Regions from separate parts of the Homo sapiens genome. Here region 2 is linked to region 1. The links are chromatin contacts, found by Hi-C or POLR2A ChIA-PET in ENCODE. All regions are on one chromosome and are shown on one strand. The core of a region is the stretch at or near the end of the contact, and the rest is flanking DNA. Distances in the headings are between cores, read along the strand shown. Region 1 holds the start of WIZ (WIZ zinc finger). Region 2 overlaps BRD4 (bromodomain containing 4).

Region 1 (3,088 bases), core at 362-2,861:
CCTATTCATCTCTCCCAAATTCTCCCCTAATTAGAAGTCTCATGGAGAGGGCCATGTACACAAGTTCTCACCAGCTGTGTGACCTTAGACCTTCATTCTCTTAAGAGCCCGTTTTCTTATCTGTGAAATGGACGTAAAGTTCCCTACACAGTGAGAGGACCCATAGTTAAAGGCATTCGATAAAAGGTATTCACCATTGTTATAGGCAGCACCTGCTTCTCAATGAAGCATGGATTCCACCCCTGGCAACCTCCCAATCCCACAGTGAGAGCATCTTCCTAGGCCCTCCTCATGTCACGGAGGCCATGGGTCTGGGAGGCGGATAAAGGAAGGGGGTCAGGTGTGGAGATGGTTGGATACTGTGTATGAATGATTGGGTAAATGAGTCATTCAAATCATGGGTGAGTGGATGGGTGAGGGGTAGAGTGGGTGGAGCAAACGGCAGACGGATAGGTTAGCATTTGCTGGATGTTTGACCTGGTAGGTGAGTAGCTGGGTAGTTGGTTAACCAGGTTGGGTATGTCTGCCTAGAAAAGGCCTGGTTCATAGTAAGAAAAAATTTTTTTCAATGTTGTGATTATATATATCATATGTACATATGTTGAGGTCTCCTGAGACGCCTGAGAACTGGGCAGTGGAGAAACAATAATGAACTAGACAGGACTCCTGGCCTCATGGAACTTACATGTTAGTGGAGGGACCAAATCAACAGACAAACTGGTGGATGGATGTTTGGGGGGCTGGGCGGAAAGATGTGTGTGGGGATGGTTGGGTACTTGCTTGGTTGTATGGATAAATGAGTATTTACTTGGGTGCTGGATGAATGGGTGGGTAGATGGGAAGTGAATGGGTGGGTTGAGTGGGTGTTTGGGTGAATTAATAGGTGGTTGGAGGGGTGGGTGGATAGGTGATTAGTTCATTGGATAGGTAGATGAGTGATTGATAGATTGAGGAAGTGGATGAGATAGCTAGGTGGTTAGATATCTGGATACATGGTGGATAAGACAAGACAACAGGCCATGATGTGTGTCTGATGGGGTAGTCCTGGAAGCTGTGATCCTGGGAACTGGGTGGAGAAGGTGACTTAGGACTGAAGACCTAGGGCAACTCTAGGGACATGGAGGTGCTGAAGTCCAGTGTGGATGATTGGGAAGGAGGGAGTGAGCTTGTGGTTGGAAGGTAGCTGATGGGGGGCAGGGGACAAAAGGCTAAAAATTGGCTGGGTGGAGTCTTCAATGACCTATCAATGACCCATCAATGACCCATGGGGGAACTTCTCTGCACCCTCCCCACTCTTTTAGTGCTTTTAGCGAGCCTACCATTGGAAGTACCAGTGGGACGATAAGGAGCCATTGGGGTGTGGGACGACAAGGGTGTTGTCATGGTAACGGGGCCTCTCCCTGGACTCAGGCCGTGCGGGCCCTTTAAGGGTGACCCGCTTGGCCACTCCCAACATGGCGGCGCGCCCGCTGGCCGCCCCCCCCGGGGCGGCGAGGGGGGGGGGGGTGGGGTGGGGGGGGCGCCCCGGACCTCCCCATCATGGCGGCGCGGCGGGGCTGTCGCGCTGAGGTCACGGCGGCGCGCCGGGGGGGCGGGGCGGCGGGGGGAGCGATTTAAAGGGACAATGTCCCCCGAGCGGTGGAGGCGGCGGCGGCTGCGGAGGCCGCGGCACCGGCACCGGGAGCGGCAGCGGCGGTAGCGGCAGCGACGGCCGCACCAAGGAGGGGAGCTCCGAGCCCCGGCACCTGGCCGGCGGCGCCGCCTCCCCGGTGAGGCCCGGCCCGGCCTGGGGAGCCCGCGGGTGGGGCGGAGCCGTAGCGGGGCGGGGGAGGCCCCGGGCCGGGCCGGGCCAGGCGGGACCCCCCGGGGCGGGGGCGGGGGCGGGGCCTTCAGGGGCGGGGCCTGGCCGGGGGCGGGGCCGTGCAGGTGGGGGGAGGGGCGGGGGTCTTGGGGCAGGTGTCCCCCCTACCTCGGCGCGTCCCGCGGGGTCTCCTGCCCCGGGGTGCACGGGCGGAGGGCTCATCCCCCGGACCCTGGACCCCCGAGGAGTGGGCCCGCGCGGCGCAGCCCCCACCTCTGCGACCCCTGGGGGGCGTCCGGGTAGGAGCCCCCTCCCCACGCTGCCAAAGTGCTCCGAAGTTGCGGTCCCGCCCGTTCCCCGCGGGCAGTGCCCACCCAGTGGACAACCGCAGGTGCTTCCTCCGGGCCTGGGTAGGGACCCCCACCAAGACTGCCAGCCCACGGAGGAGCCCCCTGGGAATCCCCAGGCCCCCGAGGGCAGCGCCTGCAACCAGGCCTGGCGCCCCGGCCCCGCCCCGGTTGCCTGGGCCCGGCCTCCCCACCATCTCCCTGGGGAGGGCGCCTCATTCCTGCCCTTCACTTTCCGCCGTTACCTTGAAGGTATTTATAGGTAGAGAGGACAACCCCCGCTCCCCAGGGTCCTCATTTCTGGACCAGGAGCCCTATCGTTTTCTTTCGCCCGAGGACTAGAGCAATCTTGGTTGGGGGGTGGGGGGAATGGAGGAGCCCAAGCTGGGTATGCATGAGGGATAATGTTGGGGAGAAGCGAAAGGGTTAATGCTGGGGTCACTTGAGGCTGTGTGTGTGGAGGGGGGTGAAGGGGTTAATGCTGGAGAACCCTAAGGTCCTGTGTGGGGGAAGGGTTGGAGTGTGGGAAAAGTGCAGGGATCATTGGTATGGGACAACCCAATGGAGAAAAGTAAAGGGGTAATGATGGGAGACTCCTGACGGTGTATAGGATCAGAGTGTACAAGTGGCTGGGATTCTTGCCGAGGAAACGAAGGCATGGCAGTAGGATGTGCGTGTGCATGGATGTGAGGGCAGGACTGGGGAAAGTGCAGCTGTGTGTGAATGAAGGGAGGCGTCTGGAGAAATGGTAAGATTGATGGAAGAAGACCAGGTGGCTGAGTGTGCATGTGTCAATATGGGTAAACTGAGGCAGTGCAGGATCTGTATAAAGGGGAGGAGTTATTGATGGGGAGACGGAGGCATGCTGAGGGTAGGGGCCATTGGGATAGAAGGTGTGTGGAAAAGGTCTGAACACCATTAGCTCCCCTGGGCTGGGAGG
Region 2 (3,088 bases), core at 313-2,812, 130 kb after region 1:
GAGGGATGCAGAATGCTGACTGGACAGGTCTCCTTTTCACCCAGACATCTGGTCAGTAAAAACAGTGCTTCCCTCCTGAGGAGTTTCTCATGAAGACATTCACAAGAGTGGAATTTAACCTCATCTTCAAAAAGTTTCCGCTAGAGAACCAAGTTGCCTTGATTTGGTTTCACTTCTATTTTTTCTTTTTCTTTTTCTTTTTTTTTGAGATGGAGTTTGGCTCTTGTTGCCCAGGCTGGAATGGAATGGTGTGGTCTCAGCTCACTGCAACCTCCGTCTCCCAGGTTCAGGTGATTCTCCTGCCTCAGCCTCCTGAGTTGCTGGGATTACAGGCATGCGCCACCATGCCCGACTGTTTTTTTGTATTTTTATTAGAGACAGGGTTTCACCACGTTGGCCAGGCTGGTCTCGAACTCCTGATCTCAGGTGATCCACCGCTCCGGGCCTTCACTTCCATTTATCCTTTTGCTACTCAGAGCAAGTCTGGGAATATAGAAGCGGGATGGTTGGGGGGAAGTAAGTAAACTGGAGTGTGTCTTTAGTCCAGGTGCCCCAGGCTTGTTAAAATTATGGTGTGAACTGGATACTCTTTCAGGATTATGGTGAGCTTCTCAGTCTTTTTTTTTTTTTTTTTTTTTTTTTGAGACGGTGTCTCGCTCTGTCGCCCAGTCTGGAGTGCAGTGGCGCGATCTCGGCTCACTGCAAGCTCTGCCTCCCGGGTTCACGCCATTCTTCTGCCTCGGCCTCCCAAGTAGCTGGGACCACAGGCGCCCGCCACTACGCCCGGCTAATTTTTTGTATTTTTAGTAGAGATGGGGTTTCATCGAGTTAGACCAGGATGGTCTTGATCTCCTGACCTCGTGATCCGCCCGCCTCGGCCTCCCAAAGTGCTAGGATTACAGGCATGAGCCATGGCGCCCGGCCGCTTCTCGGTCTTGAGGTGCTTTTTTTTGAGACAGAGTCACCCAGGCTGGAGTGCAGTGGTGTGATCTCAGCTCACTGCAGCTTCCACCTCCCGGGTTCAAGTGATTCTCATGCCTCAGCCTCCCAAGTAGCTGGGACTACAGGCGCCGGCCACCACGCCCGGCTGGTTTTTTTGTATTTTTAGTGGAGATGAGGCTTCACTATATTTTCAGACTGGTCTTTAACTTCTGATCTCAAGTGATTCACGTGCCTGGTCCTCCCAACATGCTGGGATTACAGGCGTGAGCCACCATGCCCGGCCCTTGAAGTGCTGCTTACTGTAGGGTAGAATTGAGTTCTAGCTCATGGGTGCTTCCCCCCCCCAATCCCCTTAAGGATTCTGTTTCCAAGAGAATTTCCTGCCTGCCTCAGGCACACCAAGTGGAACTCGGTCAACATCCATGTCCAATGCGTGTGCTGGATGTACTTGGTAATCAGACACTGTTCTGCATTCACTGCAGACATGACAGTGAGTGAGGCAGGTGTTTCAGGGATCCTAATGTCTCCGGTGGTGATTGTTGCACAAGATCCTAATACCCCTGTGCTAGAAAGGTGGTGATTCATTTAACAGGTGTGCCCTGAAGGATTTTACTTTTACATCTTTTCTTTGACTTCGTAAAATGACACGTGATCTCATTCAGTAGGAAATTGGCTCTGAATACCTGTGGGGGGAAAAAAAAAACAAAGCCAGTCCAGAGAAAATGGTAGAAGTGGTTAAACTCCACGCACAGTGCTACTAGTAAGCTAGTTGAAAAGTACACAATCAAAATAGAATAGATGACTACAGCATGATTATGCTACCCTGAAACCGCACTGCATATAGGATAAGACCTACACTCCTGTCATGTAGCACCCTGGGCTCCTGGGTTCTGTGACACACTGTTGCCTCATTCCGTTCATTTGATTCTTCTTCCAGACATCCCCCCAAACTCCATTTCCTCCATCTTCCAAGGTCTGGTCTAGACCTTACTTATTTTACAGTGTATTACCCAATTTCCAAAGCAGTGCTGTCCAGGGGGACTTTCTGCAGTGTTGGGACTGTTCTGCAGCTGGGTTATCCAGCCTGGTAGCCACTGTCCCCTGTGGTAAGTGGGCCTTTGAAGGGGGCTTGGAACACTCAGTAGGGCTGTTGTCACCCTGTTTTGACAGGTTTTAGAGAAAATGGGGTCACTTTAGTTCCTTGACCATGTGGAGCTTGTCGACATCCTCATGGATGCTGTCATTGAAGCGGTTGGATGTGCAAGCCTGGAATGCAAGGGTGGATCTAGACCAGACTTGGGGGCATTGGGCATCTCCAGGAGGATGGATGTGAGGGCTCCTCCCAATAGGACGTCGGAAATAAGAGTCCCAGCAGGGTCCCAGACTTGAGAAAGCCAGGCCCCTGTGTAGTAAGAACACAGATTAGTGAATTTGCTTTAATCTGGGGAATGGTGAAGGGCTTTTCTTTCCAAAACAATGTGTCCTAGAGTGAACTCTAGTGACCTAGATAAGTATCATGTTTAATAGTTTTGTCCTCTGTTCTTGGAGGCTAGAAAATTTCCCACTTCTCTTTGGAATTTGCTTTGTCTGACATCTTTCATTTCATTCATTCTATGCGTCCACACCCTCACGTCCTCCATTTTGTGAGCAGGGTTTTGGGAGCAGGACTGGCTCATTTTGGCACATTATATTTGTGTGTGGAAAATGTGAAGTGCGAACGAAAGTTCAAGCACATACTCAAGGCTGAGCTGTGGTACTAGAAGGTGCCAGTGGTGGGTCCACCTGGAGTGAGTCAAGCAGTGGTTGAGGTGACTTGAAAATATCCCCTATCGATGGTTCAGGCAGGATAGCCCCTGAGTTCCTAAGGCAGAGATTCTTAAATTTGGTCTGTGTAATCTTCCCTCTCCCTCATCATGGAGTTTTTCCGGCAAGCACTTGATGTTTCTGGTTATTGAGCAGTTACTTGTGCTGAGTGCCAGGGATTGTCTGGGTGCTGGAGGTCAGCGGTAAGCAAGGTGGATGATGCACACCCTCCTGCCTGCCCATTAGTTCATGTGCTAGGAGACTGCAGGGCAAGTGATGCAGCCTGCTTGGCTTTTACTCCATGATTACAGATTATGAAATATAAATATTAATACATTAAACA

What was found. Hi-C counts contacts between places; a loop is a spot of excess contacts on that map. ChIA-PET counts read pairs that join two places held with the same protein, here RNA polymerase II (POLR2A). Pooled maps may share reads with other maps.
Region 2: a loop to region 1 is called in a map of gastrocnemius medialis, with 16 times the contacts of the local background. The contact joins the enhancer-like site here to the promoter of WIZ in region 1. A Hi-C loop is called at or near these places in 1 of 168 maps with a recorded cell type or tissue (gastrocnemius medialis) and 3 of 50 pooled maps. POLR2A ChIA-PET finds 5 or more read pairs at or near these places in 2 of 52 experiments (B cell and activated T-cell).

What each region holds. Positions count from the first base shown.
Region 1 is chr19:15,448,479-15,451,566 of GRCh38, reverse strand. It overlaps WIZ (WIZ zinc finger), which reads left to right and starts at 1,611. Exons shown (of 13, transcript NM_001371589.1): 1 at 1,611-1,769. It overlaps MIR1470 (microRNA 1470), which reads right to left and starts at 2,019; the gene lies at 1,959-2,019. RefSeq lists silencers at 1,587-1,716, 1,767-1,886, 2,237-2,346.
Region 2 is chr19:15,313,710-15,316,797 of GRCh38, reverse strand. All of the region lies in intron 1 of BRD4 (bromodomain containing 4), which reads left to right. Among named protein-coding and RNA genes, the nearest start is that of BRD4, 17 kb to the left of the region's middle. Within about 2 kb of position 1,562, at least 6 of the 41 ENCODE cell types and tissues checked have a DNase peak (open chromatin) inside an H3K27ac peak, as active enhancers do; they include B cell and gastrocnemius medialis, where a contact is called at or near this core.